Regions from separate parts of the Homo sapiens genome. Here region 1 is linked to region 2. Evidence: read pairs that join two places in POLR2A ChIA-PET (ENCODE). Cell type or tissue: OCI-LY7. All regions are shown on one strand. Links, peaks and the distances in the headings refer to the core of each region. The heading gives the core; the rest is flanking DNA.

Region 1 (5,369 bases), core at 160-5,159, 200 kb before region 2:
ATTGGAGGTGGCAATGCCCACCTTCTAAGCCTGTTGCCAGGATGACATGGGAAAAGCGTGTAAGGCCGTGGCACGGTGCCTGGCTGAGTCAACAGTAACTGCTGTTCATCGGTCATCAGGCCTGTTAGTCTGAGTTCTCTGTGGTTTTCAGATGACTCTCTTGGCCCCAGAATCCGAGCCCCACTTCCCTGCACCGTTCCCCATCGAATCTCTGAACTCAGGGCTTCTTTCTGCTCATCTAACATTAACTAAGCACCTACTTGGGTCATGGAAATTAATTTTCCTGTCCATGTACACCTGAGCCAGACAGAACCAGGAAGGGAAATGCTGGTGGGTTTCCAACCCGGGAGATGGTTTTTAGATGATGGCTATACCATTTCCATTCCCTGTAGTCGTTTCCATTAATGCTGATAGTTAATGCTTGACAGGTATGTTCATGTCAGTCATTAAAGGAGATGCTTTATGTGTAGCTGTGCAGCTGTGGGAAGTTGCTGCTGATCTCCTCTGATCCTCCATTTCATCATCTGTTAAACGGGGATGAGGATAAACTACATAGGCATGTTATGAAGACAAAATGAGGTTATGTCTAAAATACTTAGCTGGGTGCTTGACGCATAGTAAGTGCTGAGTCAGTAATAGGGTTTTTGTTTGTTTGTTTGTTTTTGTTTGTTTGTTTTGAGATGGAGTTTCACTCTTGTTGCCCAGGCTGGAGTGCAATGGCGCGATTTTGGCTCACCTCAACCTCCGCCTCCCAGGTTCAAGCGATTCTCCTGCCTCAGCCTTCCAAGTAGCTGGGATTACAGGCACGCGCCACCATGCCTGGCTAATTTTGTATTTTTAGTAGAGACGGGGTTTCACCATGTTGGTCAAGCTGGTCTCGAACTCTCGACCTCAGGTGATCTGCCCACTTCGGCCTCCCAAAGTGCTGGGATTACAGGCATGAGCCACCGCGCCCAGCCTGTTTGATTTTTTGAGACAGAGTCTCACTCTTGTCGCCCAGGTTGGAGTGCAGTGGTGCGATCTGAGCTCACTGCAACTTCTGCCTCTTGGGTTCAAGCGATTCTCCTGCCTCAGCCTCCCAAGTAGCTAGGACTACATACGTCCGCCACCATGCCCAGCTAATTGTTGTATTTTTAGTAGAGACAGGGTTTCACCGTGTTGGCCAGGCTGGTCTTGAACTCCTTACCTAAGGTGATCCACCTGCCCCAGCTTCCCAAAGTGCTGGGATTACAGGAGTGAGCCATGGCACCTGGCCTAGGGTTGTTATATGTTTGACATCCGTCCCATTTGGGAGGCCTTCTCATCAGTCATTTTATGCCTTTAATGCCATTCTAGGTAGGCAGGAAAGGGGTCAGGGCCAGTGGGCCCATGTAGCAGATAGGGAAACTGAGGCCCAGAGAGGACAAGCCACTTCTTCAAGAGGACCCAAACTGGATGCCAGGCAGGCCCTCTGCCTCTGGGATTTTGCCCATATGGCTCAACTGGCCTAAGTCTGCTGGCCCAAGGAAAAATTTCAACCCAACCCTGCCCTTTCCCCCATTCCTCTCGTGCAGGGGAGTTGGCGGGCCTGCGGCAGCAAATAATAGCTACGCAGGAGAAAGCCAGTCTAGACAAGGAGCTGATGGCCCAGAAGCTGGTGCAGGCTGAGCGGGAGGCCCAGGCCTCTCTGCGGGAGCAGTGGGCAGCCCAGGAGGAGGACTTACAGTGACTCCAGCGTGAAAAGGTTCAGGCAGCTGGGGAGGGGTGGGCAGAAGTCTGAGCCAGTGTTTCATCATCGTTCTTGCTCTGCCTCGGTCTGTACATCTGTGAAATGGGACTCCCTCTCTGTTGTGGAGGCCCTGGGGACAGCTGGGAGGACTGGAGGGGTGGTGGGGAGGTTGTGGTCCTTATTAGACATTCAGATACCCAGGTCCCAAATCTGGTCCAGCCCTGGTAATCCTGATGCAGAGGGTCCACAACCACATTTGGGAAATGTTGACCTAATGCACAGCAGGAAAGCACTTTCATTTGCTAAGAAGTTTCCATATGAAGGGCCACGCAGACCTGAGCATGTAGAAAGGCAAGGGGCCAGGGAAGTTACTAGAACACTGACTCTGGGGTTATATTGCCTGGGTTTGAATCTAATCTTGGTCGCTTACTGGTGATGCTACCCAAGGTGTCTGTGCCTTCATTTCCCCACCTGTAGAAATAGGGATAGGATAGTGGAAGGTATTGAGGATGAGCTGAGACCATCTGCATAGAGGGCTTAACATAGTGACTGGTACTTAGCAAATGCTCCATGAGTTATGATTGCTGGCACTGGCATGCTCTCCAGAGTGGCCCTCAGAACAGGGGCCCTCAGCCACCAAATCCTAGACAGGGCTTCCTCTGACAGAGGTGCAGGCTATGACTACATGGCTCCAGGGCATGCCACTCACCCTGCAGTCCCCATGGCCTTGGGTGGTGGTTATCACGCTTCTCCATCAGGGGGCGGTAAAGCTCTTTCCGAAAGTGCTGGGATTCCAGGCATGAGCTATGGTGAAGCTCTTAAAGAAGGGGTGGCTTGGCCGGGCGTGCTGACTCATGCCTGTAATCCCAGCACTTTGGGAGGCTGAGGTGGGCGGATCACGAGGTCAGGAGATCGAGACCATCCTAGCTAACACAGTGAAACCCTATCTCTCCTAAAATCACAAAAAATTAGCTGGGCATGGTGGCACGCGCCTGTAGTCCCAGATACTTGGGAGGGTAAGGCAGAAGAATCGCTTCAACCTGGGAGGCAGAGGTTGCAGTGAGCCAAAATCACGCCACTGCACTCCAGCCTGGGTGACAGAGCGAGACTCTGTCTAAAAAAAAAAAAAAAAAAGAAGTGGCAGCTCTGTCTGCTTCTCACAGAGTTGCTAGGGACAACTGCTGAGGCAGGCACCTGCCCTCGGGCTCCCCGGGTGGGCTGCTATTTGCCTGTGGGCTCTGCCTGCCCGCCTGTCCAGTCCCCAGGGATCTGAACTGTGACCTCCCCCTTGCTCTTCTTGCCCTTTGCATTGCCTGGCTTGGCCTCATTAATGTCCCCAAATCTGTGTTCTTCTCTCCAGCTCCTCTGGCAACCCCTGACCCCCTTCATTCCTCACAGCCAGTCCTAACTCTCCTCCATCCCAACCCCAATCCCTCTTCCACAGCTGTCGGAACATCCCCTAAGCTAAAAATCAGATTGCTCCTTGTCACCTTGGCTCGAGTCCTCTCTCCCACTCCCCTCACTGTCCTTAGAATCCCCATGGCCCACACGGCCTGTCCTGGCCCAGCCACTGCCTGGGGCTCTGGCCCTGTGACTCACCGTGCCCTGTTTCCCTCTGCACCCTGCATCCTGTAGTCCTTTCCAGGGGCTGTGCTCTTGGCCTGGGGTGGTCTTTTCTCTCCTTACCTGGCTGACAGTTACTTGTCTCTCCGCAGGGGATCATGTTCGGACCCCCAGGCCAGCCCACTGCTGCTCCTTGGCACTTTCACGGCCCTGGCGTGTCCCCGTCATAGCCCTTATCAGTCCCTTGTATTTACCTGGTCACCCTCCATCTCTGAGGGTATGGGGGCCAGATGGCTCTTGCTGCCCTGATGTTTTGGGGGGTCTGCCTGGGCCCCTCCTGGTGTGTCACACGCGTCCAGTCCTGGCCCCCTAGGAGGCAGCATGGCGGGAGCTGGAGGCCGAGCGGGCCCAGCTGCAGAGTCAGCTGCAGCGTGAGCAGGAGGAGCTGCTGGCCCGGCGGAAGGCTGAGAAGGAACAGCTGAGTGAGGAGATTGCTGCCCTGCAGCAGGAGCATGACGAGGGCCTCCTCCTGGCCGAGAGCGAGAAGCAGCAGGTTCGTGAGCCCTGGCGTGGCCTCTGCTGCTCTCTGAGCTGCTCCAGTTCTGGGGCCGGGCCCTGCTCTGCCACTTGGCAGCTAGGAGCCCTGGGGCAGGCCACTGCCCTCTTGGGGGCCTCAGTTTCCTTACCTGCAGGAGGGGAGGATTAGAAGGGGGTTCGTGAGGCTTTGCTGTGCTCCATGCCTGGCACACAGTGAGCACTTACTGAGTGACAGTGACAGTCGTGACACCAGGAAAGCTGTTCCATATTCTCCCATGCCTCGTCCCACCCCACGCTGGGCATGGATCCTCATGGCTGCCTTCTGAGCAGTCCCCACGATGCCCACAGGCATCAGCTGACGTGTCCCCCCAAATAACAAATCCCTAACTTTCCTATAATGTAACGGAGACAGGGCAGACTGTGCCCATCTCCTCTCCTCACCAGCTGTGTACCTGGGCGAGTCACTTTACCTCCTTGAGCCTCAGTTTCCTCATCTGTAAGATGGGTAGAAAGAAAGACTCTGCAGTCAGGGTGCTGTGGCGGGTTAGTGAGCTCTATGAGTGGTATCCACGTCCGGGATTCTTGTGACTGCCGTTGTGCCCTTTTCCAGGGCTGCATGTCTGCCCTGGGTCCACCTGCAGTGGCACACTCAGGCCTCTAAGCCCCCAGTGGGCACATTTCCTAGGCAGCAAGAAGCCTGAGCATGCCCCCAGGACCAGCCCATCCCCCAAGCCCTTTGTCCCCTGCCTCTGCCCAGGCCTTGTCTCTGAAGGAGTCTGAGAAGATGGCGCTGTCAGAGAAGTTGATGGGTACACGGCACAGCCTGGCCACCATCTCCCTGGAGATGGAGCGGCAGAAACCAGATGCCCAGAGCCGGCAGGAGCAGGACCGGGTAGGCCTGCCGTCGTAGGGAGGCTTGCGGAGCAGGAGCGCCCTCTCTCCACCGAGCTATCCCGCGGTTTCCAGCATCCCATCTGGCGGACTCCTCTTCCTCTCTCTTCTCCTACTCTGGGTCTTCTATCCTGGTGTTCCTTGAATGCCTATCTTCCTTTTGTGCCTCGGAACCTCTCACGCCTGCCACAAGTTACTCTTTTCCTTGGTAGTTCTGAACTTTAAATAAGGTAATGCCTGTAAGAATGCCATAAATGCTCAATAATTGTCATCTGTTATTATTTTCATCAGTAACATCATCTGAATCATCAGTATTGTCTGCTTTTAACAGCTGCATTTTTCATTGTCCAAATATAGTCACATACATTTGACCATTTTATAATTATTGAATAATAAATTTGTTCTGCTATTTTACAATGAAAAATAATGCTGCAGAGAGCATTTTTGCACATGTATCGTGGCAGATGTAGGCCAGAGGCTCTTCTTTTATCCATCCTATGGCCAACCTATGAATGTATACACGTTTAATGAGATTTTGCCAGCAATCAAAGCCTTCAGGGAAAATGTCCCTAGCTCTTTACTACATCAGATCAAGGACTCTGGATAATTGGCATAACATCCTGGAATAGCTGAAACAGAGATATTATTCTCTGCTCTCCTCTGTTGTCTT
Region 2 (5,369 bases), core at 116-5,115:
CCGCACCCAGCCTGGTAAGATTTATTTTTAACAGCTTCAGTAAGGTATAATTGGCATTCACTTGCACATACTTTAAGTGTACAATTTAATATTTTGACATATGTACACACCCACAAAACCATCCCCACAATCAAGAAAGCAAACATAGCCATCACCCCAACCATTTCCTCATGCCCTTTCTCATCCCCCCTCCCACTAGTCTATCCCCAGGCGACTACCAACTATCACTATAGATTTGTTTGTATTTCGTGGAATTTTACACAAATGAAATTGTACAGTGTACATTCTTTCTGTCTGGCTTCGTTCACTCCACATGACTATTTGAGATTCATCTAGGTCGGGTGCGGTGGCTCAGCCTGTAATCCCAGCACTCTGGGAGGCTGAGGCGGGTGAATCACCTGAGGTCAGGAGTTCAAGACCAGCTTGGCCAACCTGGTGAAACCCCGTCTCTACTAAAAATATAAACATTAGCTGGGCATGGTGGCAGGTGCCTGTAGTCCCAGCTACTCGGGAGGCTGAGGCAGGAGAATCACTTGAACCTGGGAGGCGGAGGTTGCAGTGAGCTGAGATCATGCCAGTGCACTCCAGCCTGGAGAACAGAGTGAGACTCTGTCTCCAAAAAAAAAAAAAAAAAAAAAGGAGAGAGAGAAAGAGAAAGAAATTCATGTATTGTGTGTATCAACATGTTGTTCTTTTGGTTGCTCAGTAATATTTCCATTCTATGGATATACCATAATATACCACTTTTTTTTTTTTTTTTTTTTTGACATGGAGTCTCACCCTGTTGCCCAGGCTGGAGTGCAGGGGTGTGATCTTGGGTCACTGCAACCTCCACCTCCTGGGTTCAAGTGATCCTCCCACCTCAGCCTCCTGAGTGGCTGGGATTACAGGCACGTACCACCACGCCCAGCTAATTTTTGTGTTTTTAGTAGAGACAGGGTTTCACCATGTTGGCCAGGCTGGTCCTGAACTCCTAATCTCGTGTGATCCACCCACTTAGGCCTTTATTATTTTTTTTCAAGAGACAGAGTCTCACTCTGTCGCCCAGGCTGGAGTGCAGTGGTGTGATCATGGCTTACTGCAACCTCCACCTCCTGGGTTCAAGTGATTCTCGTCCCTCAACCTCCCAAATAGCTGGGATTACAGACATGAGCCACCATGCGTAGCTAATTTTGTGTAGAGACAGAATTTCTCCATGTTGGCCAGGCTGGTCATGAATTCCTGACTTCAAGTGATCCACCTGCCCCTCAGCCTCCCAAAATTCTGGGATTGCAGGTGTGAACCACCACACCTGGCCAAAACCTCCTCTTTTTAAGGAGGCTCATGAAGGATTCTTGTTCTTTGAAGTATCCCTTGGAAAATCCCATTAAGGCTGAGCATGGTGACTGATGCCTGTAATCCCAGCACTTTGGGAGGCTGAGGCAGGAGGAATGCTTGAGCCCAGGAGTTCAAGACCAGCCTGAGCAACATAGTGAGACCTCATCTCTACCAAAAATTAAAAAATATCAGCCAGGCGTGGTGACAGGTATTTGTAGTCCCAGCTACTTGGGAGGCTGAAGCAGGGGGATCCCTTGAGCTCAGGAGGTCAAGGCTACAATGAGCTGTGTTCTTGCCACTGCACTCCAGCCTGGGTGACAGAGTGAGACTTGTCTCAAAAAAAAAAAAAAATACACACACACACAAAGGAAAACCCTATTTAAAGGGGATCTTCTCAATTTTCCAGGCTCTCATTCCACTCCCATAGGGAAGTGTGGTTCTTTGGGTAGGCCACGCCTTCTCTGGGCTTCAATTTCCTCACCCTTCAAAATGTGGGAGTACCTGTGCTACCTTCTAGGGGCACTAGGAGAATTAAGTAAGATGATGCCTGAAGTGCTGGGACCCTAGTAAGTGTGTAATAACTGGTCTCCAGTTCGCCTGGAGCATTGAGGTTCACCTGGGAACGAGGATGGAGCTCCCCAGCCGTGGTGTCCTTGTCCTTGACAGGGCTCCGGATATCAATCCACCCCCAGTCACCAGGCAGACATGGTGCAGCCAGCAGAGCCTTGCTGCCGCTTGGCCAGCCATGGCCAGCCACTGGGAGGCAAGCACCCCAAGGAGGCAGGTGTCCCACACATCAGGCCACAGGAGGCTCCGCCAGAGCCCAGCCCAGGGGGACATGGGGACAGCTCTCAGGAAGCAATGCCCCCAATGTCCGTCGTGGCTCCAGAGGAAAAGACAGTCAACCCCTTCCTGCCATCCACGCCTGGACCTAAAAAAGCAAAAGGAGGGTAAGTCATCATCCAGTGCCATCCCCTGCCCCCAACAAGGATGCTCTTCTGCTGAGTTTCAGGTGGGGTGAATTCTAGTCCAGACTGCTCCTGACCTGGTAGAGGACCTTGGGCAAGTCATGCTCCGCTGGGTCTCAATTTCCCCATCTGTGTAATGGCTGGAATACCAGAATTCTTGGTTCCGTGAGCCTGTATATATGAGGATGTGGGGACATAAGGAGCCCCCTGAGATGAGAAGGCCAAGGGGATGAGGCTGGGGTGGAACTGAGTGTCCTGGGGGCTGAGAGGGGAGGGCAGGGGGGCAAACCTTCAGCTGAGCGCTTCCCCCACCTGGGGGTTTCTCTTCTATTCAGGGGTGAGGCTGTGGAGACCCACCCAGCACCGGGGCCTCTTCCTCCACCAGTAAGTAGGGCCATAGGGGGAACGGGGACGAGCTGTGTAGGAGAAAGGCAGGGGGGATCAGGAGGAGGAAGAGGGCAGAAGCGGATGTGGCACGTCAAACCCCTATTTGGAGTCAAACCAAGGAAGGTGTGTGTGGCTGTGTGTTAAAGTGCACATGGATGTGCACACGTGTGTGTGTGTGCCTGTGCCTGTGTGTATGCATGTGTGTGTATTCTGGGTGGGCATCAAGAATGCTCTTACACTCTGGAGCCCTTGGGTTCATCCCAGGTGGTGGCTTGTTCCACATCAGCATGGATTTCTTCCACCCATTTGCCCTCGGCCACAGCCACACAATCCAAAGCATCCCTGAACACCTGGGAGGCTTCCCCGACCCCTCCCAGCCATCCTTCCCTCCCCAAGCTCTGCCACTTCCTAGTTCTTTGACCTGACCAGGCAACCTGCAAATACACAGTCACTAGCATGCATGCCCTGCCAGCATCTGCCCTGTCTCATCCTGTTCTGTTCATTGGCAAAACCCCACCCTGGCTAAACTCACTCAGCCTTGTACCCATGTTGAGCAGCTTAATGCGGTTGGAGAACATCCTGTCTTATTGATGGGTTTCACTTTCAAGCATTAACCACTCATGTCAGATGCTGCCTGCAAGTCTCACTTTTCCTTGGCCACACCGCCCTCCCTCCGCTCCAGGTCATCATTTCACAACAGCATCCCCCACGCCCCTCATCTCACTCATGTGTCACTGACAAACAGAAGCATCAGATGAGAAGAAGCATCCCCAAACCCACCACCCTCCCTGCCTTGATTTGGCTGCAATGGGAGCTGTGAAGATGGGCCCCTGCTCCCATGGCTGTCTCCCCATTTATTCATTAGCTCTCGTCCCCTCCCCCCACCACATGATCCCTCTCTGCGTTACTACAGGACGATTCCATCAGCATACAAACATGGCTCAGCCTCCACAATATCAAAAGCTGCCTTTCTTTCTTTCTTTCCTTTTTTTTGAGACAGAGTCTCTGTTGCCCAGGCTGGAGTGCAGTGGTGTGATCACGGCTCACTGCAACCTCCACCTCCCGGGTTCAAGCTAGTCTCAGCCTCCTGAGTAGCTGGGACTACAGGCGTGTACAAACATACCTGGCGTCAAAAGCCGTCTTTCCTTGCTCCCCTTTGCAGCCCCATCCCTCAATAATTGTCCCCCTCACCTCCTCCGCTTGTCTTTTCTCAACACATCCCCATATGAGAGCTTTTATCGGGGTCTCCATAATCTCCATCTGGCTTATCAAATGGAAGAGCTCTGTCCTTACAGAGCCCACCTCGCAACAGCAGAAGACACAGTGGCTCCCTCTCTCCTCAATGCTGCCTTCTCCAGGCTCCATGACAGCCCTACCTTGGTTCTCCTCCCATGTCACTAGCAACTCCTTCCCAGTCTCCCTCCCTAGTTCCTCCTCATCTTCTCCACCCTCGGGGCTCCACCCTCTGGTCTCCCATCTCCATTCTCTCCCTGGATGATCTCATTCAGTCCCTCTGATGATTCCCAAATCCATATCTTCAGGCGAGACTTTGCCTTTTTCTTTTTTTGAATTGACAGAGTCTCTGTTGCCCAGGCTGAAGTGCAGTGGCGCAATCTCAGCTCACTGCAACCTCTGTCTCTGAGGTTCAAGCAATTCTCTTGCCTCAGCCTCCCGAGTAGGTGGGATTACAGGCAAGCACCACCTCACCCGGTTAATTTTTGTATTTTTAGTAAAGATGGGGTTTCACCATATTGGTCAGGCTGCTCTCGAACTCCTTACCTCCGGTGATCCGCCCGCCTCAGCCTCCCAAACTGCTGGGATCACAGGCGTGAGCCACCATGCCCAGCCATAGACCTTGCCTTTAAATTCCATGTTCATATATCCAATGGCCTACTTGAATTCCCTCTGGCTGGCTAATTCACTTCTCAAACATGACCACAGCAGTCTTCTTCAGCCCAGCAAATGACACTGCCTTTCTCACCCAAGGGGCTCATGCAACCCAGCTCAAAATCACCTCTGATTCCTCCTTTTCCCTCTATAATCCTTTCACGTGTCAACAAGCCCTGTTTAGTGCTACCTACAAAATAAATCCTGAATCCGTCCCTTCCTTCCACTCCCTCTTTCATTACCCTAGTCCAAGCCTCATCTTCTTAGAATAAGATCCAAAATCTTCACCAAGAGCCATAAAGCCCTATGTCTAGCCACTCTGGTCTAACCTCCAGCCCTTGGATATGCTAAGCCTAGTCTCACCCCAGGGCCTTTGAATGTTCCTGTGCCTGAACTCCTCTTCATAGACAGTCTTACGGCTCTCTTGAGTCATTCACTTTCAATTTCGACATCAGTTTTTCCACAAGGCCTTCCCTGGCCAGCCATCTCAAGGAGCCTGTCAGCCACACTCAGCCTATCACATTGTCCTGTTTTATTGTCTTTGTAGTACTTTCTCCCTCCGACATTATCTTTAAGTTGTCAACCTATTCATTATCTAGAACGCAAGCTCCCTGAGGGCAGCCTTGCTAGTTGACTTACTCCTCTATGCTTTGTGCCTCAAACAATGCCCAGCACGTGGTAGGTACTCAACAGGAATGTGTTGAATAAATGAATGGATGGGAATAAGATGAGGTACCTCTCCAGACTAGTGAGAAGTCAGATGAGAAATAAGAACTAGGCCGGATGCAGTGGCTTATCCCTGTAATCCAA

The links. ChIA-PET counts read pairs that join two places held together with the same protein. Peaks named below come from ENCODE experiments on the same cell type or tissue, not always from the same donor. Only the 100,000 strongest peaks of a DNase experiment are listed, where the experiment ranks them.
Region 1: POLR2A ChIA-PET joins it to region 2 with 11 read pairs; 2 of 35 experiments call an interaction of 5 or more read pairs at or near these places.

What each region holds. Positions count from the first base shown.
Region 1 is chr1:16,618,300-16,623,668 of GRCh38, reverse strand. It overlaps the pseudogene CROCCP2. Among named protein-coding and RNA genes, the nearest start is that of NBPF1, 7.4 kb to the right of the region's middle. RefSeq lists enhancers at 3,111-3,779, 3,780-4,447, 4,448-5,116. In OCI-LY7, for the core only: a CTCF peak has its summit at 2,455 (motif pointing right); a DNase peak (open chromatin) is centred at 2,458.
Region 2 is chr1:16,418,809-16,424,177 of GRCh38, reverse strand. SPATA21 (spermatogenesis associated 21) reads left to right here. Exons shown (of 13, transcript NM_198546.1): 4 at 2,207-2,267; 5 at 2,621-2,669. Among named protein-coding and RNA genes, the nearest start is that of SPATA21, 16 kb to the left of the region's middle. In OCI-LY7, for the core only: no CTCF peak of the experiment used is centred there; a DNase peak (open chromatin) is centred at 3,217; H3K4me3 peaks cover 1,141 bases; H3K27ac peaks cover 1,106 bases.